Linked DNA regions of Homo sapiens: regions 1, 2, 3, 5, 6 and 7 are each linked to region 4. The links are chromatin contacts, found by Hi-C or POLR2A ChIA-PET in ENCODE. All regions are on one chromosome and are shown on one strand. Each heading gives the region's core, a stretch centred on a gene start or an enhancer-like site at or near the end of the contact. The rest is flanking DNA. Distances are from core to core; before and after follow the strand shown.

Region 1 (3,823 bases), core at 886-3,385, 3.0 Mb before region 4:
AAAAAAGAAAATAAAATACTGGGTACTAGGCTTATACCTAGGTGATGAAATAATCTACAACAAACGAGTTTACTTATATAACAAACCTGCACATGTACCTCTGAACTAAAACATTTACAAAAAAATAGACGCATCGAGAAAAGGCAAGGGCTTTGGAGTCTGGCAGATGAGAACTTGCATCTGAGCTCCACTATTCTCCCACTAACATAGGTAAACATCTGGCTCCTGCAAAGAACGCCAGACATGTTCATCCCTGCCGGCTCTGTGTAACTGACCTGAAATTCTCCACCTGGGAAAATCTGTTTTGTGCCCCCAGGGAGAAGGAAAGTCTAGCCTCTTCCTCATAAGGAAGTTGTGGGGAAAAGAGAGATCAGATTGTTACTGTGTCTATGCAGAAAAGGAAGACGCAAGAAACTCCATTTTGATCTATACTAAGAAAAATTGTTTCTGCTTTGAGATGCTGTTAACCTGTAACTGTAGCCCCAACCCTATGCTCACAGAAACATGTGCTGTATTGAATCAAGGTTTAATGGATTCAGGGCCGTGCAGGATGTGCCTTGTTAACAATATGTTTGCAGGCAGTATGCTTGGTAAAAGTCATCGCCATTCTCCATTCTCGATTAACCAGGGACACCATGCACTGCAGAAGGCTGCAGGGACCTCTGCCCAAGAAAGCCTGGGTATTGTCCAAGGTTTCCCCCCACTGAGACAGCCTGAGATATGGCCTCCTGGGAAGGGAAAGACCTGACCGTGCCCCAGCCAGACACCCGTAAAGGGTCTGTACTGAGAAGTAGTGAAAGAGAGGGGGCCTCTTTGCAGTTGAGATAAGAGGAAGCCTTCTGTCTCCTGCTCATCCCTGGGAATGGAATGTCTCGGTGTAAAGCAGACCAATCCCATTCGTTCTATTCTGAGATAGGAGAAAACCGCCCTGTGGCTGTAGGCGATATGCTGGCAGCAATACTGCTCTGTTACTCTTTGCTACACTGAGATGTCTGAGTAAAGGGAAACATAAACTTAGCCTATGTGCACATCAGGGCACAGTACCTTTCCTTGAACTTATTCATGATACAGATTCCTTTGCTCACATGTTTCCCTGCTGACCTTCTCCCCACCTGTTGCCCTGCTACACTCCCCTCGCCAAGATAGTAAAAATAATGATCAATACTGAGGGAACTCAGAGACGGCCACCAGTGCGGGTCCTTCGTATGCTGAGTGCCAGTCCCCTGGGCCCACTGTTCTTTATACTTTGTGTCTTATTTCTTTTCTCAGTATCTCCTCCCACCTGACGAGAAACACCCACAGGTGTGGAGGGGCTGGCCCCCTTCAGAAGTCTTTCAAATACTTCCAGACAGGGGTCAAGTGTGCCCAGTCCTGCCATGTCTGGGTTAAACATCCCCAATTCTTCAACCATGCCTCCTGTGACTTATTTCCTGACCCTTCACCCGCTCACTCACTCTCCCCAAATTCACCGCAGGCCCTGTTCATGAAGATTCGGATGGAGCCACAGACCCAACGCATACGAGGTCCTCAGGGAGTCTGTGTCCCACACTGGGGGCTAGGAGCGGTCCCCGGGTGCTCACTGGCGGCGCCTCCACCGCGGACCTGCCCCAGCCCCGCATCCACGCGCGGGGTGGGGTGGGCCGCCCACTTCTCCCGCGCCCTCAACCCACAGGGAAACGGGCTGCGCGCCCGGGCCGCCCCGCAGAGTCCAGATGCCTAAATCCCTCCTAGTCTGTTTCCTCATCTGCGGCCTGCACGCCCGCCGCAGCCACACCCAACGCCGGGACGCGCAAAAACACCTGCCGGGCCTATTTCCTCTCGGGTATTATTTACAGCCGCTCCCAGGCCTTCTCGGAAAACATCCTTTGCCGGAAACACAACCCCAGGTCCCCAGAGCGTAGGGGGCCCAGCGCCGGATCCACGCGGAGCTCACGAGCCGGACAGTCGCCGCAGAGCAGGCTGGGGCCGCGCGGCGCACGCCGGGAGGGCGCGCGACAGCACGTGAACGCGGCGTGCCGCACGGCCCGGGAAGGGCGGGGTGCGCGCTGACCGGCTCGTGCGCCGCAGGCAGCAGCCAATCCGCGCGGACCACCCCCAGGCCCCGCCCCCGCCGGTCCCGCCACGCCCCCGTCGGGCCCGCAGCTGCTCCCGGGGCCCGGGACCCAGCTGGCTTAGGCGCCCGAGGTGCACCTGGGAGGAAGCAGGCGCGGGGTGCAATGGAGGGTGGAGGCGCGCACCGTGCCCAGAGCGGGGCTCCCGGGAGCTGATGTCCCGTCTGGCCCCCCTACCTCCCAGCTGGGTCCCCACCTACCCGCCCTGTCTTACCGCCCTCAGCACAGGGACCTGCCTCTGTCCCCACGACGCCAGGCTCCAGGTGTATCTAGGACTAAAGAGTTGACATCCAGTCTATATAGGGTTGTGGGGGGTTACCTTAAAAGTTCCTTTTTGTTATTAAAAAAAGTAATATACACTTGTGCAGTGATTGAGAACAATAGAGGGAGGGAACATAAAATATTCGTGATGGAGTTCCCTTCCAGACTTCCCGTCTCTGGAGATATTTTCTTAAGCCCCAGGAGGCTTGGTCTTGGCCCCCACCTCTGCATTGAATGTCTGATCTCCCTCAACTCGGTGTCATCACACATGGGATAGGGGTCAGAGGTTATCACGAGGAATTTTATGTTGCTAATGAGTACAGCCAGTAGCAAAGGAGATTCAAGATGAAGACAACATTCCTGGGGAAAACACAGAAAGCAAATGAAAGATACAATTATGGGACGGGGGAAGGAGAGGAAGAACTCTGTGCTGCTGGACTGGAATAACTGATCCGTTTGAATTTACAATTTTAAAATGTTTCCCAGCTCCATCCATGAAAAACGCCCTGGAAACACGGACACTCCGGTAGCAAGAAGAGGCACACAAAAGCCCAGATCCAGCCTTCTAAGGACCATCCTCCACTGAAAGTACCCAGGGATCCTTGGAGGAGTGGCTGCTCCCAAGGCCGAGACTGGGAAGGACACAAGGAGCCTGGAACAGGAGTTAAGACAGAGCTCAAAAGCTGAAGGGGGCGTGTCAAGGACACAGCAGCCAGCCTGAAAGGGTTCTCACCCAAACTGGGAGTGGCTTGAGCATCAATTGAGTATGTCAGGAATGGATTCTAACACATGCAGTCATAATTTTAAAAATCCCGGAGTCCACATTGGTACTATTACTACTATTAATAATGATGATGAAATTAAAGCTAGTAAAAGGGAGGATGGGCAGGAAAGAGCTTCTTTACAAAAGAATGCCAACTAATAAATGTGGAAAGAATGACAAAAATGGTAAATAGCCATTTTACGGACACTCTGATAAGTGTTTCACTCAAGAATCATCAATAGATGCTAAAGCTATGAAATAAAAGATTATTCCTTGTATATACACACCCCAAAGAATTGAAAGCAAGGTTTCAAAGAGATGTTTGTAGACCCATGTTCGCAGCAGCATTATTGACAACAGCCAGAAGGTAGAGTAATCCATGTGTCCAACAACAGATGAATGGATACACAAAATGTGACTAAACACACAGAACATTACTCCGCCTCCAAAAAGATGGAAATTCTGACCCATGCTACAACGTGGATGAGCCGTGAGCACTTGATGCTAAGTGAAATAGGCCAGGCACAAACAGACAAATGTTGTAAGATTCCACTCACATGAGTTCCCTAGAATAGTCAGATTCAGAGACAGAAAGAATGGTGGCTGCCAGGAGCTGGGGATTGTGAAGAATGAGAGTTATTGTTTAATGGGTGCAGAGTTTCAGTCTTGCAGGATGAAAAAGTTCTAG
Region 2 (3,849 bases), core at 1,350-3,849, 2.1 Mb before region 4:
GAGGATGCGGGGCCAGGGTCAGCCTGATTGACTGACACTCCTGTCTGCTCAGTGCCCCTCCTCCTCCCTCTCCTGCTCTGCTGTAGCCCAGGAGAGCGGCCTCTTCTGCCCTGGGTGCTGCCCTCTCTGCCTGCTGCCTTCCAGCTGGACTTGGCCACTGTGAGGCGCTGCTGAGAGCAGAAAGGGAAGCTGGAGTCCAGGTGCCTTTCTTCCCTTCTCTAGGGGACACAGCAGCAGCTTCCATCCCTCCAGTCGTCCTGGCTGCCTCCCTCAGGCCCTCCATGGCTGCTGCTTCTTCCAGGGACCCCGGGCTCTGCCTCCAGCACTGCTACCTCTGTTTCTCTAGCCTAGGAGGGTAGCGACTTCCTGTGTTTAAAAGCCTCTGGGTTGCTTTATTGTTTCCTGACTGGCTTCTTTGTAGATACTCCAACCGTCTGATTACACATCCTGTTTAAATAAGCAGCATGGATTTTTATATCCTGGTTCATGACTGATGCTGTTACCTCAAGATGCCCCTGGTGTTCTGAACCTCCTCAGGGCTGCCACCCTGCACCTGTCCACAAGCGGCCACGCGTGAACTCCCCCTGTGGCCACCATGCTGGCCTCCTGTGCTGCTGTGTTCTCTGACTAGAGCATTTGTCACTCAGCTGGGCATAGCTGTACTCTGCTGAGGAAGGCCCTGCTGTTAGTCCCAGCCCTGAGGGGAGGGATGACGAATGCTTTGCTGCTCTGTTTGAGTGCAACATGGGCCTCTCAATTTCCCACTGCAAAAAACAGTGTTGGACGCAATCTTTCATAAGGATTTAGAGATAGTTTGCAGATCACAGAAAATAAGAACAGAGCACAGAAAAACTTAAAAAAAAAAAAAACCCCACTGTGCCTATGCTTAGAACTCAATTTCATTCATTCCGCAAATATTTATTGAGCACTGACCACATACTAGGGAGCTTTTCTAGGTGTGGTGATTAGTGTTGGAGAAATCAGTCAATAAATATGAAAACATACCACAAAATAAGTGAATAATTCAGGCAATTGCTCTGGTCACAATTGTTCTGAAGGAACTAAAACTGAGGAGTAAGATGGAGAGACACAGTGGGGACTGGGGAGCTACTTTGATTAGAATGACACAGGGACAAAGACATCACCAAGAAGGTGAGACTGAAGCCAGAAACCAATGATGAGACAGAGGGGGTGATCGAGGCTCTGGAAAACCTCTGCACAGGTAGGTACGAGTCTCTATGTGATGCCCACATTTTCCTAGAGAAGAACTTGACAAGGACATGTCCATCTTGTTGCAGGGGCAGGGAGTGAGTCTCAGGAGATCTCAATTGAGTCTGTACCTTTGCTTGGGATGCAGGACCTGGGAGAGGTAGCCCAGAGCAGCATGAAGGCCTTGGCTGGGGTGGGGCAGGCCTGGGAGTGAGGGGCAGTGAGCAGCCCCAGAACACTATGACCCTGCTGCTATGGCCTCCCTTTGCCCTGTGCAATGAATGGAATCTTTACATCCCCACCAAAGTCGTATATGAAGCCTTAACCCCCAAGGTGATGCTATTTGGTGGTGGGTCCTGTGGAGGTGATTAGGTCGTGAGGGTGGAACCCTCATGAATGGGATTAGAGCCCCTCTTAGTCCATTTATTGTTGCTATAAAGGAGGACTTGAAGCTGGGTAATTTATAGAGAAAAGAAGTTTATTCAGCTCACAGTTCTGCTGGCTGGAAGTTTCAGGACTGGGCTTCTGGTGAGGGCCTCAGGCTGCTTCCAAGTGTGGAAGAAGGTGAAGGGGAGCTGGTGTGTGCGGAGATCGTGTGGTGAGACAGGAAGCAGGAAGGAGGGGAGGGGCCAGGTTCTTTTTAACAACTAGCTCTCATGGGAACTAATAGAGTAAGACCTTACCCCCCTCCCCTGGGAGGGCATTCATCTCTTCATGAGGCGTCTACCCCATGGCCCCCAAGCCTCCCATTAGACTCCATCTCCAACAATGGGGATCAAACTTGAACATGGGATTTGGAAGGGACAAATGTCCAAACTATACCAGTGCTTCTGATAAAATAGCCCCCAGAGAGATTGCGTGCCTGTTTCGCCACATGAGGACAGTGAGAGGACAGCTGTCTGTGACACGGGATGCAGGCCCCCGCCAGACCCTGAATCTGCCAGCACCTTGATCTTGGACTTTTAGCTTTCAGATCTGTGAGCTATCTATGTCTTTTGTTTATAACCCTCCCAGTGTACAGTACTTTGTCACAGCAGTCTTAACGAACCAGACTCCCGGTCAGAAGGTGTGGTCTTAACCAGACTTTTCAGAAGGCATTTTGAGAACTCTGAAAGCTGATCTTTTTGGCTCCCTACTTATGTGGGGGTGGTAAAAGAGGGGTAAGGTGTGTTTCCCCAGAGAGTCGGGCAGCATTTCTCTTTGTTGCTTGACAATGGATTCCCATTTATTCAGAGAGGATTATATGGGTGTGTCTTAGTCTGTTTCCTGTTGTGTAACAGAATAGCCGAGACTGAGTGACTCATAAAAAACAGAAAGTTGTTTGGCTCAGTCTTGGAGTCTTGAAAGTCCCAGATCACAGGCCCCACATCTGGTGAGGACATTTGTGCTGTGTCATCCCATGGCAGAAGGCAGGGGGCACGAGCGCAGGGGTAAGAGGATGAGAGACAAGAGAGGGCTGAAATGACTTTTGCAATAAACCCACTCTCACGATAATGGACCCGTTTTCGCAATAATAAGGTCAGTGCTTCATGACAGCAGGGCCGTTATGACCTAGTGACCTCTTAGAGGGCACGTCTTTACACTGTTGCACTGGGGATTATACTTTCAACACATGGACTTTGGGGGACACATTCAAACCACAGCAAGGTATTTGGCATTTTATCGCCATGCAATGTTAACATTTCTCTCATAACCCTGGGTTAGCCTTTCCTCGTGAATTGCAGCATCCTTGCTGAACTCTTGTTCTGTATGGTTAAATCTCCTATCAGAGTTTTGGGGCTGTATCCAACTCTTTGTAGTTTTGCTGTAAATAATGACTTTTCTTTCTGTCCAGCAAAATGTTTTAAAACAAGATGATACTTGATATGGAATGGCTCAAACATCCTTTATTCCTCTGATAAATAACTCACTTGGTGTGAATAATTCAGGCAATTGCTCTGATCACAATTGTTCTGAAGAAACTAAAACTGAGGAGTGAGATGGAGAGACACAGTAGGGACTGGGGAGCTACTTCAATGAGAGTGACACAGGGACAAAGACATCACCAAGAAGGTGGGAAGAAATTCTTTATCCCCTCATCATCCTATCTGGTGGTCCCCACTAGAGAAAACCCGCCAGGATTTCTTTCAGTGCAGCTAAAAAGGTGATGCTGGTGGCTGAGACTAGCTCTGAGAGGAGAACAAGCTTGCTCAGTTCTTTAAGGCCTCAGTTTTTAGCTGGCGGGTGGACTGAACGTTAGACAAATTTTTAACCTGTTGAATTGTGGACTCCAGGCAGTTCACATCAATGAAGACAGAATTTTCTTGTGACTTGATACGGAACATCTCTATTTAGTGCAAAAGCTTTAGCAATGGAATATAAAGGATATTCTCATCAAATTTATAGCAAACACAATGTTGAGATAAATGTAACCACATGGACTCATAGAATCAGACAGAGTTCTGACCTTGACCAGCCAGAGGGATGAGTTGAAAGTAAGATAAATTATAATTGTATGTTTCATAATTGGCTGTAAAATACGGATGGCACAAATACAGGTTGCAAGAAGCACAGTATAATAGAAACATTAAAGAAAACATGAGTTAGGTGTTTTATGTAGCAGAAGTTCCTTATTAGTTGAGAATGTAATTTGAATGATGT
Region 3 (3,856 bases), core at 257-2,756, 2.6 Mb before region 4:
ATGGCTTGAGCCCAGGAGATCAAGGCTGCAGTGAGGCATGATTACACCGCTGCACTCCAGCCTGGACGACAGGGTGAGATTGTCTCAGAAAAATAAAGAAAAAGGGTTATTTCATATTGGTTCAAAAATATAGGTAGTATGACCCCCTGATGACTTGAAGACAGAGCAACAGAAGGACCTTCTTTAGTCATCATTAGCTTAGCCAAAAGAAAAGTCAGTTACACTCACTGTTGCATAATCAGTTGTATGGTCAACTGTGCACTAATTCATTTGGTCACAAATATATACAATCAAATTAAGGTTGAATGTAAATTTAAACTTTACTTTTGCTTTCTTCTCCCCTCCCCCCCAGAAAGATCCATGGTCCAATATAACATATCTTCTTCAAGTATTTATGGGGTAAGAAACATTTTAAAAAGTTGTTACATTCTTTCCTCTATCTTAATGATTTAAATATGAGCAAGTTCGGTCTATCAAGGCAGGCTCTGAATAGCTACTATCGAGAAGTATTTGAGGAGTTCTTGAATGCCAAATCTTCATTGTCTGCTGACTCTGCAGATTTATCACGTGCTGAAAGCACAGGTTTTCCAACTGTCAACGTCTTTACGAAATTCACCTGCTTAGGCTTTCGTGGGGTCGGCCTCTTGGAGCTGAGAACACAGCTTCTGCTTACACCTGTGTCCTCAATGAAGCCAGAGATTCCTAAGAGAATTCTAGAAAAAGAGGAGCGGGGTAGAAGGCAAGCAAGGAACAGTTTCTAAGCTTAGGGCCTAAACCTTTGCATACAAGGATCAGCTACCACGTTTACAGCGGCTTTAAGTTACAGCCCTCGGTAGGTGCAGATCGGCTTCCCAATGAAACCTGGCTTTCACTTTCATCTCTGTTAAGGGTTACCTTTTCAAAAGAAGCCGCTTTTCCTCCTACCAATTTCCTAAAGCGCCCACCGGCAACGCACTAAACAAGGAGGGCACAGAGCGGGAAAAAGGACACGTGTGATTTCCGAACTCTTCCCGGCGGGCTCCGGGCCCCGGCAAGCCCAGCCCCGCGGGAGGAACCAAGGCCGCCACCCCCGAGAGGCAGCCCGGCCCGCGCTCCTCGCCCACGTGGCCGCCGCACGCGCCCGCTCAAAGTCCAAGGGCGGCGATCCGGCTCTGGGACCTTGGACCGAGCGAGCTCCCGCCCCGACGGCGGGAGTCAGAACGGTGGTGGCCAGCAGTCCCCGCCCGCGGCTCCGTGCACCTCCACCCCGGCCCGCGCGCCGCCTCCCGAACCACCGTGGCAGAGGCCGCAAGGGGAACCGGAAGCCAAAATGGCGACGCCCCGCCCTTTTCCTCTCGCGAGAGGCGGGGAAGGAAAAAAAGTTGTGCGAGCGACGGGGACGTAACCAATTAGAGTGCCGGGAGCGCCTGATTGGCGGCCCTCCCGGCGCCTGCAGGCCCCGCCCCGGCTGCGGAGGCTCAGTCACAGCCCTCCCCTCCTCGCTCCCTCCCCTCCTCTCCCCGCCCAGTTCTTCTCTTCCCGTCTGAGGTGGCGGTCGGTCTCGCCTTGTCGCCAGCTCCATTTTCCTCTCTTTCTCTTCCCCTTTCCTTCGCGCCCAAGAGCGCCTCCCAGCCTCGTAGGGTGGTCACGGAGCCCCTGCGCCTTTTCCTTGCTCGGGTCCTGCGTCCGCGCCTGCCCCGCCATGAATGAGGAGTACGACGTGATCGTGCTGGGCACCGGCCTGACGGTGGGCGCCAGGGCTGAGGGGCCGGGGCTGAGCAGCCGGGGCGGGCGCACCCCCGGCTCCTGCACGGCCCGCGGGTCGCAGCTCCTCGGGGGTCTCGTTCTGCCGTCAGCCGTAGTTTTCGGGACGGGAGTCGTGGCTAGGGGCGCGGGCGGGTTCAGGGGCGCCCCGCGTCCCGGGGCGAGCGGGCGGCTCCCAGTGTGAGGGGCAGGCGGGGAAATGGAGATGCGGGCCGTGAGGCTCGGGGCGGGGTGACGGCCGAGCCCGGCCTCTGCGCTTGCCCCCAGCGGAAGCGGAGGGGAGGGGAGAAGGCCGCCCGGGCCAAGGGTCCCGCTCCCCGGTTTGGGCCGGTGACCTCGCCCGGTTGGAAACCAGCACCCGAGGCGGAGGGGACGGTGCAGGCCTCGCGGTTGCATTTCCTATTCCGCCTCGGCCGCTGCCCCGGGTCAGTCTGGCTGCCAAAGCCGAGTACGGGGTTTCCTGACAAGTCTTGGATAATCACTGCTTCGGAACTGCTAGGGCTTGATTAACTTATATTTTTGGCGAAAACGTGGAAATTAGTCTTTTAATCCTTTCTCCCCCCTGCTAATGAGAAGTATTATTGAATCCTTTTAGCCACCCTCCCTTCTCACTTACTGAGCATCTGTAGAATTGGAATTGAGTTTTTTCAAAACTTGTCCGTCAAATGCTTTCGCACCTGACCTTCGCCGCCTTTTCCTTTTGTTTGGTGGGTTCTCTGCCTCCTTTGTCTCTTCTGGACTGTTTTCCCCTAAGAATTGGGTTGGTGATGGATTGCTAAAAGCCAAGTTCTCTGTACTCCGAAGCTTTCTTCAGGGAGTTGGAAGATAATAACATGAAGAATGCATTGTAATATATGAATGCAAGGTGTACCTAATATCATGGTATATTGATTTTCCTGGTTATCTGTTTCTAAGGGAACTTTAGGTAATCTGTAGATAACGCAGGCAGGTTCTGTAGTTTGTACTTTTTCTGTTCTTTTTTTTTTTTTTTTAAATGTTCATCTTGCAAAAGAATTCACTTTGGAGAAAACCATTTTAACTATCAATTTTTGGGGAAATTTGAAATTCTAACTTTGGGCTGCTTGATCATAATTAAGATGAATACTGATGTAAATCTTGTGTATCCTATGTACTCTGACTTCAAATTCCTGAGTCATTTAATGTAGACTTCCACTTCAAATTTTTTGAAATTTATTATAATCTCTCAGGGTCAAACCAATTTTTTTTTTTTTTTTTACAGGTAACATCCCAAAATAACACTTTTAGATGTCTCTAGGCAAGAGAAAACCTTCGAACTTTTATTTGGCTAATTTTTTAGGAAAGGTTTGTGAAGAATTAGAATCGTGTTTTTCTGGTCTGTCATTTTTCTGTTTATAGTTATATGCAATTATTAGAGAATATTCATTCTGAATACTTCGTTATGTTTGACCAATCCAGGAATAATCCTGTGTCTGTCTTTGAAAAGCTGGAAGACTGTTGGATGCCTAAATGAATAGGCCCTACCCACTGCAGGTTTTGTGCTTTTTTTTTTTTTTTTTTAAGTGCCTAATTGGGATTCCAAGCTGAGCTTAGTAGTTTGTGGTGGATTTTGCCTGTTGGAATGGGTAGTGTTGCTGCCAGCGTGTTTTAAGAGCCGGTTAGTTCCACCGTTTTTCTATGGTTGTTGCTGGTCTTTCAGATTTGCTCACAATTGAGGTCAGTTAAGCATGCACGAGTGAGTGCAAATCCACCATCATGCAGGCTTCCACAAGCCTCGTTCACATCACTTTGTATCAAAGATGGTGAAAGTGTTTTTATATAACAAGTTAAGATAATGAGCTTTGTTTAAATTTTCATTCGGATTGTGAACTCTTTGATGAATGGTAGATGCATACTTAACTAGAAATCAGACCTGTTTCTGCTGTCATTTTGTAGCTGTGATAACTTTAATCTCTGTGAGCCTTCCTAAGTTTTCTGAGATGTTCTTTGATAATTATATCAATTCAGGACAATCACATTATTACCATCATTGATAGGAGTAGTGATGACAGGATGATTTTGATAATGAGAAATCATATATCCTTATTTTTAGTGTTACCAGGAATTAGATGATTAAAAATTAGAAGAAGAGAAA
Region 4 (3,881 bases), core at 1,158-3,657:
CCTGAGGCTCACGGGTGAGACAAACGCATATCTGATCACTTCCTCTGCCCCATTGTTTCACTGAGTCAGACTAAGGCATCAGTGACTGCTTCTCTACCCTCCTCTCAAATATAAGTTGTGTGTTCAGTGAAAGTCTAATCAGAGACTCAAAATAATGCAACCATTTCCTTCTTATCTACCTACAACCTGGAAGCCCCCACTTGGAGTTGCCCTGCCATTTCGGACCCAACCAATCTACATTTTACATATATTGGTGGATGTCTCATATCTCCCTAAAATGTATAAAAGCAAGTTGTGGCCAGGCGCGGTGGCTCACGCCTGTAATCCCAATACTTTGGGAGGCGGAGGCGGGCAAATCACGAGGTCAGGAGTTCGAGACCAGCCTGACCAATATGGTGAAACCCCGTCTCTACTAAAAATACAAAAAAAAAAAAAATTAGCTGGGCATAGTGGTGGGTGCCTGTAATCCCAGCTACTCGGGAAGCTGAAGCAGGAGACTCGCTTGAGCCCGGGAGGCTGAGGTTGCACTGAGCCAAGATTGCGCCACTGCAATCCAGCCAGGGCGACAGAGTGAGACACGGTATTAAAAAAAAAAAAAAAAAAAAGTTGTGCCACGACCATGTTGGCCACATGTCATCTGGACCTCCTGGGGCTGTGTCATGGGCATGCCCTTAACCTTGGCAAAATTAACTTTCTAAATTGATTGAGACCTAGATCGGATATTTTGTGTGCACACACCCAAATTCTCCCTAGAAGACGGGTGATGCGCAGAGCGTGTTTGTGTCTGTCGCTCCTATTATTGCCTGTGTTCTGGTTCCTTTGGGCTCTTCAATAAGGAGGTACGTGTTTACCTGCAGCCCAGAACTGGCTGCCCTATGGAGAGTTTAGGGTAGACACGTTGGGACTTTTTCCCACAGTATTACCTTCCACATTGCTTCCAAAGTTTTAGCTTGTTCAAGCCGACTGCAGCCATCTACTTACCATTTAATTTTTAATTTTTTTTTTCAGAGCCCATTAGGAGACAGAGGGAGATTTGAGCCTGTTTGTATTCGTGATACAAGGGGAAAAAAAGAGGGAGAAGGTGAAGGGAGGAAGGAAGAGAGGCTCTGAGAAACCCGGAAGGTCAGACTTGGTGCGGACTTCCTCCAAGGGCTACCCCACCCTCTCCAAGCGTGGCTAATCCCAGGGCCCCTTCTGGCCCACAGTGCAGAACCACCCACTCCTACGGGGGCCTCCTTCAGCCTCTCTGGGGGTTCCCAGAAGGGCCCTTGGGCACTTGGGCAATGTCAGGGGGCTCAGGTGCATCTTCCTAGACACGAAACGAAGAGGAAAGCGGAGGCAGCAGCGGGGGCCACAGGCTCCCATGCAGCAGCTCGGAGCTGTGCTGTGCTTCGCTGGCGGCCATCCGTGATACGTGTGACACCGTGGGGCCCTGGCCCTGGGACCTGCCATGCAGCCTTGAGATCTCATCCAAGAAGCCCCCAGACCCCAAGGTTCAGGCCTGGCGGGGCAGCAGAACGCCTTTGGAGCTCAGCTCAGCCCTACAAACAGGACCAACGCCCACACCAAGGCCAGAGAGGGCTACCAAGTTTCACCTGGCCCAGCTTCCGGCAGCCCCCAACCAGGCCACTACCCTCACCTGAACACCGCGGTCCATCACCAAGCCCCACCCACTTCTGCCAGCCCTGCCCCCACAAGGACCCACCTCTCGCATGCAAGCCCCGCCCCCAAGGCCCAGCTCACCTGCAGCCCCGCCCCACCAGGCTCCACCCCATCGCCTGCAAGCCCCATCCCCAAGGCCCAGCTCACTTGCATCCCCGCCCACTAGGCTCCACCCTGTCACCTGCAAGCCCCGCCCCCAAGGCTCAGCTCACTTGCAATCCCCTCTCCCACTGGTCTCCACTCCTCACCTGCAAAGAGCCACCCCTCGCTAAGCCCCTCCCATCACTTGCACAGCCCCACCCAACACAGCACGCCATTCCAGGAGCCCCTCTTTTCACCAGCGCAGCCCCGCCCTTCACCAGGCCCCACTTCATCTGCATACACACGCCTCTCGCCACGCCCCACTTCTCGCCTGCCCACTTCCCCCTCCTATCATCTGTCCACATCCTGCTGCTGGCCGAACCCCGCCCCTTTCGGCAAGACGGCCCCGCCCCTTTCTACCCGTACCACGCCCCTCGCCTTGCCCGCCTCCTTCGGCACGTCGGCCCCGCCCCTCCCGCCCATCTCCGTCCGCACCGCCCTCCCGCCCGTCCCAGAGCAGTGGAGGCCTACCCTTTTCACCTACAGCCTATCGCAGAGGACGTCGCTGTTCGCGTTGACCAATAGGAGTGGTAGCTGTCACGGCAAGCCCCGCCCCGCGCCCTGCGTCGGGTTAAGAGGGGGTTCCTCGCCAGCCAGGTGCTCGTCATGCGCAATGTGGCGCTGCGGCGGGCGGCAGGGCCTGTGTGTGCTGAGGCGGCTGAGCGGCGGGTGAGACGCTGCGACGGGAGGCGCTCGGCGCGCTGGTACCCGGGAGGGGAGGGTCCAGGGCAGGCCGGAGGCGTAGGGGTCCTCGTCCCTGCGCCCGGGGCTGGCAGCTCCCCAAGCTGTGGGCGTCCCGCACCCCGAGCCCTTCCTGGAGCTCCCGCATCCGAGGCTCCGAGGCCGGAGGACCTCGGAGCTCCTTCCTACTCCCAGGGGCGATGCCCCGGGCTGGGGGCCGGGCCTGCCCGCGGCGCTCCCGGCGGGGCCCTCCATTAGCGTGGGCTTTAACGGGGGTAGTAAATGGGGTCGGCATTTGCGGTTCTCGCTGACAGCTTTGCTCCTAGTTCATTTTTGTTGGGAGGCCGAGTCCTTAAGAGACCCGAGGCGCCCACAGCCCATACTTAAAGTCTCGCTGTGTTCAGAGAACTGACGCCTCCCGGAATTGAACTGTTTTGTTTTTTTAATGACTCAATTTATGGGGAAAAAAATGACGAAGCAGTTTAGTGTTCATGGTAATCCACGAGCCCGTGTTTAATATAAGGTAATAGTTCAGCGCTGCCGGCCCAGGCCGGGAGGCACGGGGCGTCCGTGGCATGAGTTCGGCCTGGCCTTACCGCTCAGGAGTTTCCTATCATGTCCTTGATAAGTAACTTCTTAAAACGCTTCTGTCCCATAATTCTGAAATTTGCTAAATCAGTAAGCAAATGTTGGTTATAGCATATCTTCATAATATTGCCAGTGACTGAATAGGTTTTTTCTTCCTGTACATATTATCTTTAAAATAAATATTTCGGTGGGATACATTAATGTAGAAAATCCCATACGACATATAATACAATTGGAGAGAATAATAATTACGTGTTTTTTAAGAGCAGGGATCTTGCTCTGTTTCCCAGGCTGGTTTGATCCCCCTCCTCAGCCTCTCGCATTGCGGGGTTACAGGTGTGAGCCATCTCATTCAGGTGAGAATAATTATTAGAAATAGGTTGGGCGCGGTGGCTCACACCTGTAATCCCAGCATGTTGGGAGGCCAAGGCGGGCAGACCACTTGAGGTCAGGAGTTCAAGACCAGCCTGGCCGACATGGTGAAACTGTCTCTACTAAAAATACAAAAATTAGCTGGGCGTAGTAGTGAGCACTTGTAGTCCCAGCCACTCAGGAGGCTGAGACAGAATTGCTTGAACCCGGGAGGTGGAGGTTGCAGTGAGTCGAGATTGCACCGCTGCACTCCAGCCTGGGCAACAGAGTGAGATCTGTCTCAAAAAAGAAAATTAGTGTCCCTGTGACCAAGTTGAAGATTCCCCTAACTGCTCGTAACTCTCTCCCTCCCTCTTAGATTATCACGGTCATAACATACAGAAATGTCCTTGCTTTTTTTTTTTTTAATATTTTACCATTTTTATGCGTTCTGACAA
Region 5 (3,692 bases), core at 149-2,648, 2.7 Mb before region 4:
GATTAAGCCATTCGCTAAGTAAAGCTGTCAAATAGCAGCTTCTGGTGCATGTAGACCAGGCAGTCACATTTGGTGATTTAGGGGCTGTGTGAAGACCCCGCGCCTACCGTTAAACAATCTATCCAAATCACTCCCATCTCTACAAATATACGACAGCTGCCACAGAAATCTCTTGTTTTCGCTCTGGAGGGAGAATGCCTCCAGTAACTGGTTTACTTATAGGGCCAGCTTATTAAACTTACAGTTTACTTATTTATTTTTATTTGTTTGTTTTGGTTTTTGTTTTGTTATTGTTGTTTTTTGAACTTACAGTATAAAAAACAGTAACTCAGACATTTGAATCCTGCCCCACCACTAATCAGCTTCTTGCCTTGGCCAATCCCAACCTGAGTCAGTACCCTTATTCGTACAATGGATTTAGTAACACCTGCTTTATGCAGTAATTACAAAGGTTAAAATAATCCATACCTGTTAAATAACTGGCCAGTGCTTGGCCAAAATAGAATCCCCAAATAGTTTGAATCTGTGTCACGAGACTCTGACAGCACAGGGCACTGATGCACAGAAAGGGTGTCATTGTGTCACTGAAGAGGTGTGATTGATGGGCGGGGTCTGGTGTTTATTTGCAGCACCAGAGAGGGGGCCTCCCACCGAGGAAGGAAATGCCAGAAATAAAGGGGCAATGAGGGGGCGTGAGGGTGAGGACATGACCCGCGTCACCAGGGCAGTCGTGGGCTGAAGCCTTTCTGTATGTCCTCCTGCCCCCCGGTCACCTGCAGCGAGTGAGACCTTCCAGGGCCACATGACATGAACCGTGGGAACAGCACCTTCACTAGGCTGTGCCTGACTTTCGAAGGGGTTTTCAGGAGAGCTTTGGACAAAGCGTGGAGGCACGAATTCTCAAAAAATCCAAATGAGGGCCCCAGAGCCACTGGCCTCCCCACTTTCTGCAGCAGGACCTGGGTGGACACTGGTGCCCACAGACCCCCCAGACAGGACACGAGGTGCCCCGCGAGGTGGAAATACATCTTCTTCCCGCCTCACAGTGCAGCAGAGAAGCACTGACTTTCTAGCTGCTTTAGCCACACACAATGGCACCTCTGTTCCTGTCCAGTGAGCTTGCTGCCTCCAGGGACACTGCCGGGGCCCATCGTGGCCATGCCGGGAACATGCAGTCCTTTGATAATCGCCCTTTATCCCGGCCTCTAAATCAAAGCGGCAAACATGCTGACAACAACTCCAGCAAACGCAACCGATGCTTTCAGGTCTGACCCTGAAACGGAGACCCACCTCCGTGGGGAGAAGCACACGCTTCTCTGGGCTGTAGGCTCGACGGAAACAGGAACTGCGGGCCCTGCACACAGCTGCGCTCGCCGGGGCAGCTCAGACTCACATCCCCAGGGGGATGCGAGTTATCCAGAACGGCGTTCCTGACCCCCAGAGGGGTGAGTCACCCCGGCCCGCCTTTCCACGTGCTGTGTGAAGCCTGTGGACAACTTCAGATGCCTTGTTGTTTTTTTATCGAGGTGAAATTCAAGTAACGTAAAATGAACCATTTAAAGTGAAAAATTCGGGCCGGGTGCAGTGGCTCACACCTGTAATCCCAGCACTTTGGGAGACCGAGGTGGGAGGATCGTTTGAGCCCAGGAGTTCGAGACCAGCCTGGACAACATAGTGAGACCCTGTCCCCGAAAAAAGAAAAACAAAATTAGCCGGGCATGGTAGTGTGCACCTGTGTTCCCAGCTACTCCGGAGGCTGAGGTGGGAGGATGGCTTAAGCCTGGTGGGGGTTGAGGCTGCAATGAGCTATGATTGTCCCACTGCACTCCCAGCCTGGGTGACAGAGAGAGGCCCTGTCTCAAAAAAAAACTAAAATAAATAAATAAATAAAAGGAATAATTCAGTGGCATTTAAAACATTCACTGTTCTGCAGGCACCACCGCTATCTAGCTCCAAAGTGTTCTCCTCACCCCAAATACAACCCCGCACCCATGTGCAGTCACTCTTCATTCTCCCCTCCCAGACTGTGACGGCAACGTGCCAGGGACTGTGCTCAGGGCAGAAGCACAGTGGTCAACACAGCGGTTGCAGTCCCTGCCAACATGGGGTCCAGTCTAACGTGACATCCAGATACAAAACAACTGGAAATGGCACGTGTTACAGGAGCCTATGACAGAAGTGCTAAGCAGGGGCCGGGCGCCGTGGCTCACGCCTGTAATCCCAACACTTTAGGAGGCCGAGGAGGGTCAGGGGTTCAAGACCAGCCTGGCCAACATGGTGAAACTCAGTCGGTACTAAAAATACAAAAATTAGCCAGGCGTGGTGGTGCACGCCTTTAATCCCAGCTACTCAGGAGGCTGAGGCAGGAGAATCACTTGAACCCAGGAGGCAGAGGTTGCAGTGAGCCGAGATTGTGCCACTGCACTCCAGCTTGGGTGACAAAGCGAGACTCCGTCTCAAAAAGAAAAAAAAAAACACTGCTGAGCGGGTCCAAGCTCAGAGTTCCCATACGATGCCCTGCTGAGGTGGGCTTGACGGTCATCCCCATTCTCCAGATGAACAAACTGGAATCTTGAGAGGTTAAATGCCCTGCTCAAGGTTAGACCACCAATAAATGGCAAAGTTGGGATTCAAACAAAGGTCCCTGTGACATCCACCAAGTTGCTTTCTGTCTCTATGGATTTAATTATCCCGTACATTTCATATCAATGGAATCACACAATATGTGACCTTTTGTGTCTGGCTTCTGTTATTTTAATATTGCAAAGGTTCATCCATGATGTAGCATACTTTAATGCTCGATTCCCTTTTTTTCTTTTTTTATCAGAGTCTCGCTCTGTCACCCAGGCTAGAGTGCAGTGGCGCGATCTTGGCTCACTGCAAGCTCCGCCTCCCGGGTTCACGCCATTCTTCTGCCTCAGCCTCCCGAGTAGCTGGGACTACAGGCGCCCGCCACCATGCCCGGCTAATTTTTTGTATTTTTAATAGAGACGGGGTTTCACTCTGTTAGCCAGGATGGCCTTGATCTCTGACCCCGTGATCCGGCCACCTCGGCCTCCCAAAGTGCTGGGATTACAGGTGTGAGCCACCGCGCCCAGCCTCGATTCCCTTTTATAACTGAATCCTATTTCATTGTATGGATGGACACACTTTGTTTCTTCGCTCATCTGCGGATGCACATTTGGCTTGTTTTCCTTTTGGTTTCTGTTGACAGTGTTGCTATGAACATTGGTGCACAGTATCTGTTTGAGTCCCTGCTTTTAATTCTTTAGGAGTGGGATGCTGGATCATAGGATGATTTTGTTTGTTTGTTTGTTTGTTTTGAGACAGGGTCTTGCTCTGTCCCCCAAGCTGGAGTGCAGCGGTGTGATCACGGTTCACTGCAGCCTTGACCTCCCGAGCTCTGGGGATCCTCTCACCTCAGCCCCACAAGTAGTTGGGACTGCAGGCATATGCCACCATGCCTGGCTAATTTTTTGTAATTTTTGTAGAAACAGGGTTTCATCATGTTGCCCAGGCTGGTCTCAAACTCCTGGGCTCTAGCCATCTGCCACCCCATCCTCTCAGTGCTGGGATTACAGGTGTGAGCCACTGCAGCCAGCCTGAGCATCTTTTCATGTGCTTGTTGGCCATTGGTATATCTTTTTTGAGAAATGTCCACTCAAGTTCTTTGCGCAGTTTTTAGTTGGATT
Region 6 (3,718 bases), core at 141-2,640, 2.4 Mb before region 4:
GCAAAAACAACTCATCAACCTTTTGAAAGCAACAGCTGAGTCACTAATACCATTAGCAACCAGAATTTGCACTTTCGGTGTGCCGGCATTCTTCTGAGTGTTTTACCTAGAGTCACTGACTCAATTCTCACTGAAACCCTAGGAGGGAGGCAGTGCTATTGCCTCCATTGTATAGATGAGGCAACTGACACTCAGAGAGGTGAAGTAACTTCCTCAAGGATACACAGCTTATAAACACTGGGATTCACACCCAGTTAGTTTGGCTCCAGCATTCCTGCTTTTGACCCCAACATTACACAGCCTCTGATTTATACAATTACAAACATTTTAAATACTGGAAGCTGAATTCAAACTGCATCCACCAACTTGACTTCTAAGACCCCATACACTTTACCTGAGGGGTGCTCAGCCACCAGGCAAAGAATGGGCTGCAGTGACACACTGGCACACGTGCCTCCCGCTTGCGTCTGTGTTCTAAGCTGCTGCGTCCCTGTTGATGTGCACTGAGCTTGCGAGTGATTTGGACTCTCGAGACAATTTCTTTTTTCTTTTCTTTTTTTTTTTTTGAGACGGAGTCTCGCTCTGGCTGGAGTGAAGTGGCGTGATCTTGGCTCACTGCAACCTCCACCTCCTGGGTTCAAACAATTCTCCTGCCTCAGCCTCCCAAGTAGCTGGGATTACAGGTGCCCGCCACCATGCCTGGCCATTTGTTTTTGTATTTTTAGTACAGACGGGGTTCTACCATGTCGGTCAGGCTGGTTTCAAACTCCTAACCTCAAGTGATCCACCTGCCTCAGCCTTCCAAAGTGCTAGGATTACAGGCCTGAGCTACCGCGCCCGGCCTCTCGAGACAATTTCTGTTCAGCCAACTTTTCCTATATCTTTCTCAAAATTATTAGTTTCCGCCCACTGTTCCAATCGAATATGGTCTCTTTTATGAATACCAGCTCTGTCGCCTGCAGCACATTTGCTCTCCCTGGAAGCTTTGGGTCATTTGTGGATCTGGACAGCGTGTTTTCACTGAAGCCGCTGGGTGAGAACAGTGGAGGCGCAGGCGCAGGCTGGGGGCTGGGCAGACACTTCCTTTAGGTGCTGCTGTGTATTCAGCTATGGATCCATCCACTGTGCACTCCCATCCAGCCGGTTTGTCCCAGAGGTGGTGGTAGGGAAGTTCCAGGACATTCCTGTTTCCTCCGCTGCCTTCTCTCTTAGCTGAGCCCTTTCTCACCTTTCCTCCCAGACCCTGTTCCCTCCCCTTACTTGCGGGGCATCCTCGGGGACAGGTTCTGAAACCACAGCTGTGGGCCAGCGTTCCACCTATTGTCTGCGAGCCAGCAGAGCAGAACAAACCTGCCTGAGATTCTCATTACAGCTTGTGATTTGGGAGACGGGCCAGCTGCGGCTGTTGCCAGGGCAACCAGTGGTGCGGAAAAAGGTAACAAAAAAGAGCCTGGAGCCTCTTGACCGGACTTCAGGAGTGAAGGAGTGGAGGGGAGGGCTCGGGCTTGCCATTCAGGAGCGATTGTTGACATGTCAACTGCAATCCCTCTGCCCCTCTCCAGGCCGGGACAGCCCCCAGCACAGCGCCCTGCCATGCACCACCAGCATGTGCCTGCTCTGTGTCTGTGTTTTCAGGGGTCCACTTGGCCCTGCGTAGCCTTTTCTCTTTTATGCATTTCCCCACTCACACTTGAATGTCTTCAATTCCTTCCTCCCTTTCTCTCATTCTCTTCTGCAGCCCCTTTCCCTCTCCTTTCCCACGTACCAGAACATCAGCCTCAAAAGATTAAAAGAAAATTAGCCAGGGGTGGTGACACGTGCCTGTAATCTAGCTACTCAGGAGGCTGAGGTGGGAGGCTCTCTTGAGCTCAGGAGGTGGAGGCTGCAGTGAGCTGTGATTGTGCCACCGCACTCCAGCCTGCGCGACACAAGTCCCCATGTCTCTAAAATAAAATTTAAAAAAATAATAAAATGAAATGTAAATAAGGCACGGGAGGGAACTGATGGTCCTGTGCTGGCAGATCCTGCGGCCTCAGCACCTAAGCGGCCAATGGGCAAAGGTGGTGAATTCAGCCTGTCTAGATAACCTGTGATTCATTGGTTGGGCAGTGATTTGTGACGAGCCCTGGGACGGTTTCTTTCCAGTTACCCACTGGACGTCTTGTGCTGCCATATCCTGGGGAGCCAGAGGGGGGCATTTTCCTTTGAAGGCTTTGAGAGTCATAGCCAAGCCCTTTTCTCCATGGCGTCCCTCCCTGACCCCACCCAACATTTCAGGAGTTAACCTTCCTAAGAGCCGAGCTCTGGCCGTTTTACTCATCGAAGAGGGAATCCCCTACACATTTTAGGTACTCACGCAGCTCGCTTGCCTGAGCACAGGCTTCGACCTTTACCTCACTTCTGGTAGGAGGTCTGTTTCATTCCCATCCAATCTGCAGGTTTTTCCCTAATCCCTTAAGGAAGCAGTAACTTCATGTTTCTCAGAATATCCTGATTGGAAGAATCACTCGGCAGCTTAGAGCACAGATTCCTGAGCCGCATCTCAGACCTACTGAATCAGAAACTCTGGGGAAGTTATCTGGGAATCTGCTTTAGAAAAATTGCCCCCGGTGATGCTCATGTTAGGAGAGGTTTGGGGAACAAAGCCCAAGTGCTGATTTTCGCTTCTCGGGCTCAGCACTTGGGTTCTGTCTGGGCCTCAGGGTACTCTTTCATCTGCAAGGTGGAACTGATCCTCACAGCTCTGCTATCCTGCCCACAAACTTCCCAGACCAGGGAGGCTCTGGGGAGGCATGGCCGGCCTGGTGCTGGCCCAGTGTGGTCAGGACTAGGTCATGCCCCTGTTGCCCATGGCTCACCATGCTGTGGATATCACATCCATCCATGCCTATTGGCTCATGGCAGCTTAAGCCCTAGAAAGAACAGGTGGGAGAACTTTAGCTCTATGTGCCCACCAGGGATCTCACACCTCCTGGCTGCAGGAGCTGGACGGGAGGTCACCTGGCTTTGATGTAAGCTGCCACCTCTTTATGCATCCATCCTGCGAGCACTTGACATGCTATTGCTCTGCGGCATCGTGGCAGCGCTGTATACCGAGAGGAATGCAGGGTTTAGGGCTCAAAAGCTCTGGTTGAATCCTGGCTGCCACTTGCTACCTGTGGGGTCCTGGAGCACTTCCTTTCCTTATCTGTAAAACATGGATAACAACCAACTTCACAGGGTTGCTGTGAAAATTAAGTATGAAAAATTTCCAGCAGAGTGCTTTGCAGATAGAGAACTCGATGCATGTCAGTTCCCTTTCTGTTCATTTTCTCTCTTCCTGTTCAGGTACAGGCTGATTCATTAAACCTCTCTCACTTCTTCTTTCAGATCCCATTAAAACACTTCTGAAGAAAGGTCAAGATACAAAAATCAATTGTATTTTCATATAGTAGCACCAAACATTTGGGAACTGATATTTAAAAAACCAATTCCATTTACAATAGTGTCAAAAAACATAAGATAATTAGCAACAGATTAATAAAAGATGGGAAATATTCAATATCAATACTGAAAACACAAGATGATGCTGAGAGAAATTAAAGAAGATGTAAATACATGGAAAGATATACTATGTTCATGGATTGGACAACTCAGTATTAATATGTCAGTTCCCCCTAAGCTGAAGTATGGCTTCAACACAATCCCAATAGGCTTTCATTTAAAACAAATATAAATT
Region 7 (3,953 bases), core at 1,360-3,859, 2.7 Mb before region 4:
CAGCCAGAAAGGCAAAGATGGAATCCAAATTCAGTTTCCAAATAAAATCAGCCTAGGAGGGATAGAGGAATGAGATAAGCAGCAAAAAGATGATGTCAACAAACCCAAAATTAGAATTCTAAATCTAATACCAATAGTGGTGTCTACACACACTCACAAATCACGAAACCTGTCAAATGATCAGTGTACCAATGGGCATGCTCAACAGCATACCCATGAAAAACAGGAGGAAAAGGAAGGGCAGCCAAGGAGCAAGTCGGTGCCAATGACGACTACATGTGACGTGACTGTAAAGGCCAGACCACAACCTCCAAAAGTCTGCACGAAAGAAATGAGCAGCCCAACCGGAAAACAGCAAGACCCAGGAAACAGCTCCATCCATTAGCTTACTGTTCAGATCCCGCCCCTCTAGACCAAGCTTTTGCCCAGAAAATCACAGGAGCTGCGGGACAGATTCACATACATTATCATTTAGTTATCCAAAGGGGGATACAGAGCAAAGAAGGTTCATAGAGAAGACACAAGAGGCAGAATCGAATGTGCAACACCAATGAAGTAACCAATTATCCTGGGTTCAAATATTCCAACCTGGCTAGGCACGGTGGCTCACGCCTGTAATCCCAGCATTTGGGAGGCCGAGCTGGGTGAATTACTTGAGGCCAGGAGTTTAAAGACCAGCCTGGCCAACATGGTGAAACCCCGTCTCTACTAAAAATACAAAAAAATTAGCCGAGCATGGTGGCACACGCCTGTAATCCCAGCTACTCGGGAGGCTGAGGCAGGAGAATTGCTTGAACCCGGGAGGGGGAGGTTGCAGTGAGCCGAGATCGTGCCACTGCACTCCACCCGGAGCAACAGAGCGAGACTCTGTCTCAAAATATATATATATATTCCAACCTACTGTGAACCCGTGTGTCCCAATTATGTTTAAAAAACAGGGAAACTAGAGACATAATGCAAGAGAAGATAGTCATCTGAAACTGGGAGAGGGGCAGGGGTAAAAGCAAAAAGCATGAAGCTACCAGATGCCTCAACTTCCAATTTGCACTAACTTCAACGGCAGCAGAACACTGCTTGGCACGCCCTACACTTTTGTGCATTTCAAACAACTTTTATGCCTTCCTTTTTTTCTTTTGCTGGAGTGACAAGGCACGACAGAACAATAACCTGAGCAAAGCTGGTACTTGGACTAGTTCTGTCTCCAGAGGCTATCCACATCACTGTTACCTTAACCAAACTCAATCTGCTCATGAGTAAAACGGACTTATCTTCATGGGCCCATTCCAGAAGTCTTTTCATTTATCTCCGCTCATTTTACCACAGCGGCAGACGCTGGCGGACACTCAACACATGCTACCATCCTGCCTTCCAGAAGACTTTATTACCTGTAATTCTGTAAGAAAGTCACTGACTTGGTTAGGCCTCCACTTCCCCACCTGTAAAACCCTACTGATGCCTCATAGGGTTGTCTTCGGACCACAGACTGCAATAAAAAATGTAAACGGCACTCGTTTTTAGGCCTGGCAAATAGGAGCTACTCCCATTCTACTCCCTAAAGGAATCGAAAACATGGAGAGGTTAAGTGACTGGCACCTAATCAGATCGGGTAAGGAACCCAACACCTACTGATCTCTTCCATCACCCACAGCCTGCCCAGCTCTCGCCGTGCCCTCCACCAGCGCCAGGCCTCCCACATCGCCTTAGGCTTCCCATGCTCAGAGGAGGGGCAGAGAAGCTACCGATGACACAGGGGCAGAGGGCAGCGAAAAATGACTTGCCCAAGGTCAAAACGTCAGAGTAGACGGGAAAGCCTGGCCTCCTAGCAGCCGAGGCCACGTCCCCGCGCTTGCCCCTTCAGCCCCGAGGACCCACACGCTGCGCCTTCCTGGCCTCGGGGGGCAGCGCGGGGGCCGCTCCCGACCGAGTTCAGTGAGCGCCCTGGCCTCCCCCGCGCACCCCCGCCGCGCCCTCCACCTGCCCACGGCCCGGACGGCCGAGCCCCCACGCCCGCGCTTGCCCGAGCCCAGCCTCGCGCCCCCGGGGCCCCCGCTGCCCCACCCCGGGCCCGGACCCCCCGCGCAGGACCCCGGAGGTTAAGTTTTCCACACGGCGGAGCCCCTCCCACACTCCCTGCCACGTCTGCGGCCTCACGCACTGTGGCGCTCCGGACCCGGACCCCGCTGCCGCCGCCGCCGGGCCCGCGCCGCCGGCCGCTCAGCCCAGCGTCCCCCGGCAGCGAGCTCCTCCTCTGGCCGGGACCTGGAGCCCGAGACGCCCGCCGACTTCCTCCGCGAGCTCCGCCCCGCCGCAGCCCCGGGAAGCGCCCGCCGCCGGAGCCGGACTGACGGCCCCCGCGACCAATCGGGACGCGAGACCGGAGGGGGCGTGCTGACGGACGGCCACTAACGCCAATCGAAATGCGCAATCGGTGGGGGCGCGGCCACAGCTACCGGGCCACGCCCCATCCGCGCTTCCGCTCGGGCCGGGGCGGAGCGGGAAACTTTCCCAGAGTTCCTTCGAGCTCCCCGAGTCCCCGCGGAGCAGCGGCGGTCGAGGGGCGGGGACGGGGGCGGAGCCCAGGAACGCCGGCCCCCAGGGGCTGGAGGCTGGGGCGGCCCTGAGGACGCGTGCGGGGCAGGTCACGCTTGGGCCTGGCTGCCTCAGGAGCCACCCTGCACGGCGCCGGGCGAGGCTGTGCGCGCCCTCCCGGACCCTCCACTTTGGGGCTTTGCGGTGTAGCGGCGCGCCCCACTCCCTTACGTGTTCAGTCCCGAATCACGTACGGGCCGCTGCAGCTCCAGGACGGCGGACGCCAGCGCTCTCGGATCCCCAGGCCCCTCCGTGCTCATCCCGGACCGCTCCGTCCCTGAGGAAAAACCGCCCCGTGCCCGGAACCGCGGCTTCTCCCACGCGGGGCAGGCCGGGGCTGTGAGGGGGCAGCCCGCCTGCGGACTAGGCCGGGGGTTTGAGGAGGCGGCTCTGCCGGGGACAAAGCCGGGGGCGTGAGGGGCGGTTCTGCCGGGTTCGGGGCGCGCGGGGCAGGTTGCGTGAAGAGGCGGAAAGTCCCACTCGCCCTCGGCTTCTCCCTGCCCGGCCGCCGGTGTCCCGCCCGCCGCCTCCCCGCGCAGCCCGGCCCGACCCGCGGCGATGGCCCAGCCCGGGGACCCGCGGCGCCTCTGCAGGCTGGTGCAGGAGGGCCGGCTGCGCGCCCTGAAGGAGGAGCTGCAGGCGGCCGGGGGCTGCCCGGGGCCGGCCGGGGATACCCTCCTGCACTGCGCCGCGCGCCACGGGCATCGGGACGTGCTGGCCTATCTGGCCGAGGCCTGGGGCATGGACATCGAGGCCACCAACCGAGACTACAAGCGGCCTCTGCACGAGGCGGCCTCCATGGGCCACCGAGACTGCGTGCGCTACCTGCTGGGCCGGGGGGCAGCGGTCGACTGCCTGAAGAAGGCCGACTGGTAGGTGTGGAGCGGAAAGACACCCCGCCTCCCCTCTACTCGCAGAGTCGTAGCGAGTTCCCTGTGCTTCTCCGTCCCCTTGGACACCGTAGCTGTTCTCAGCTCCTAGTTCTCACCCCAGGCCTGCTCAGCGGCAGGGACCTCCTGCCCAACTTTCCCTTATAACGCAGATGACCTGCAGAGTCCCTCGTTCCTGCCCTTGTGGGTTAACTGGTCGGGGCAGTCACCTCCCTTTCTAGAGCACGGAATAGTGTAGAATATAACCAAAGAGAATGTTACCAAACAATGAAGTGTGTGCACTATACAGATAGCCTCCGGATGCGATGTTCTGGGGACATTTAGCTAAGTTACTTCTGCACCAATGCATTGTTTCAAGTGGCATTGCTCCAATCAATATCCAGAATTCCTGAGTTATACACGCGCTCGTGTGTGTAGAGCACAGTGCAGTTGTATCACATACGTGCAGCCTTGCATAACCACCACAGTCAGAGA

Evidence for each region. A loop is a pair of places that touch in the nucleus more often than their neighbours do. ChIA-PET counts read pairs that join two places held with the same protein, here RNA polymerase II (POLR2A). Pooled maps may share reads with other maps.
Region 1: a pooled map shows a loop between it and region 4 (14-fold over the local background). The contact joins the enhancer-like site here to the promoter of PITRM1 in region 4. A Hi-C loop is called at or near these places in 1 of 37 single-sample maps with no recorded cell type and 5 of 50 pooled maps. POLR2A ChIA-PET finds 5 or more read pairs at or near these places in 1 of 52 experiments (BJ).
Region 2: a map of naive thymus-derived CD4-positive, alpha-beta T cell shows a loop between it and region 4 (16-fold over the local background). The contact joins the enhancer-like site here to the promoter of PITRM1 in region 4. A Hi-C loop is called at or near these places in 3 of 168 maps with a recorded cell type or tissue (CD4-positive, alpha-beta memory T cell and naive thymus-derived CD4-positive, alpha-beta T cell) and 9 of 50 pooled maps.
Region 3: a loop to region 4 is called in a map of natural killer cell, with 11 times the contacts of the local background. The contact joins the promoter of GDI2 here to the promoter of PITRM1 in region 4. A Hi-C loop is called at or near these places in 7 of 168 maps with a recorded cell type or tissue (CD14-positive monocyte, CD4-positive, alpha-beta memory T cell, CD8-positive, alpha-beta T cell and 3 more), 2 of 37 single-sample maps with no recorded cell type and 17 of 50 pooled maps. POLR2A ChIA-PET finds 5 or more read pairs at or near these places in 2 of 52 experiments (PC-9 and activated CD8-positive, alpha-beta memory T cell).
Region 5: a pooled map shows a loop between it and region 4 (5-fold over the local background). The contact joins the enhancer-like site here to the promoter of PITRM1 in region 4. A Hi-C loop is called at or near these places in 1 of 37 single-sample maps with no recorded cell type and 2 of 50 pooled maps. POLR2A ChIA-PET finds 5 or more read pairs at or near these places in 1 of 52 experiments (HCT116).
Region 6: a map with no recorded cell type shows a loop between it and region 4 (16-fold over the local background). The contact joins the enhancer-like site here to the promoter of PITRM1 in region 4. A Hi-C loop is called at or near these places in 2 of 37 single-sample maps with no recorded cell type and 2 of 50 pooled maps.
Region 7: a map of CD8-positive, alpha-beta T cell shows a loop between it and region 4 (30-fold over the local background). The contact joins the promoter of ANKRD16 here to the promoter of PITRM1 in region 4. A Hi-C loop is called at or near these places in 4 of 168 maps with a recorded cell type or tissue (CD4-positive, alpha-beta T cell, CD8-positive, alpha-beta T cell, naive thymus-derived CD4-positive, alpha-beta T cell and 1 more), 1 of 37 single-sample maps with no recorded cell type and 16 of 50 pooled maps.

What each region holds. Positions count from the first base shown.
Region 1 is chr10:6,161,988-6,165,810 of GRCh38, reverse strand. It overlaps a transcript of PFKFB3 not described here. Among named protein-coding and RNA genes, the nearest start is that of MIR3155B, 12 kb to the right of the region's middle. RefSeq lists an enhancer at 1,389-1,498 and a silencer at 1,909-2,388. Within about 2 kb of position 2,135, at least 30 of the 41 ENCODE cell types and tissues checked have a DNase peak (open chromatin) inside an H3K27ac peak, as active enhancers do.
Region 2 is chr10:5,290,586-5,294,434 of GRCh38, reverse strand. No RefSeq gene overlaps it. Among named protein-coding and RNA genes, the nearest start is that of LINC02561, 21 kb to the right of the region's middle. RefSeq lists an enhancer at 2,049-3,248. Within about 2 kb of position 2,599, at least 25 of the 41 ENCODE cell types and tissues checked have a DNase peak (open chromatin) inside an H3K27ac peak, as active enhancers do.
Region 3 is chr10:5,811,084-5,814,939 of GRCh38, reverse strand. GDI2 (GDP dissociation inhibitor 2) reads left to right here and starts at 1,506. Exons shown (of 11, transcript NM_001494.4): 1 at 1,506-1,726. The coding sequence starts at 1,682. It overlaps LOC124902367 (a long non-coding RNA gene), which reads left to right and starts at 1,743. Exons shown (of 2, transcript XR_007062041.1): 1 at 1,743-2,625; 2 at 2,984-3,856. RefSeq lists enhancers at 736-835, 899-1,491, 1,492-2,084 and silencers at 1,036-1,215, 1,276-1,545, 1,686-2,225.
Region 4 is chr10:3,171,308-3,175,188 of GRCh38, reverse strand. It overlaps PITRM1 (pitrilysin metallopeptidase 1), which reads left to right and starts at 2,407. Exons shown (of 27, transcript NM_014889.4): 1 at 2,407-2,472. The coding sequence starts at 2,417. RefSeq lists an enhancer at 857-1,394 and silencers at 1,593-1,752, 2,043-2,882.
Region 5 is chr10:5,838,122-5,841,813 of GRCh38, reverse strand. No RefSeq gene overlaps it. Among named protein-coding and RNA genes, the nearest start is that of TRV-TAC3-1, 14 kb to the left of the region's middle. RefSeq lists enhancers at 771-820, 1,101-1,280, 1,491-1,790. Within about 2 kb of position 1,398, at least 9 of the 41 ENCODE cell types and tissues checked have a DNase peak (open chromatin) inside an H3K27ac peak, as active enhancers do.
Region 6 is chr10:5,581,428-5,585,145 of GRCh38, reverse strand. No RefSeq gene overlaps it. Among named protein-coding and RNA genes, the nearest start is that of LASTR, 13 kb to the left of the region's middle. RefSeq lists enhancers at 1-607, 1,214-1,742. Within about 2 kb of position 1,390, at least 7 of the 41 ENCODE cell types and tissues checked have a DNase peak (open chromatin) inside an H3K27ac peak, as active enhancers do.
Region 7 is chr10:5,888,549-5,892,501 of GRCh38, reverse strand. ANKRD16 (ankyrin repeat domain 16) reads left to right here and starts at 2,609. Exons shown (of 8, transcript NM_019046.3): 1 at 2,609-3,461. The coding sequence starts at 3,148. FBH1 (F-box DNA helicase 1) reads right to left here and starts at 2,259. Exons shown (of 21, transcript NM_178150.3): 1 at 2,156-2,259. The coding sequence starts at 2,156. RefSeq lists silencers at 1,827-1,876, 2,067-2,786, 2,927-3,036, 3,047-3,326.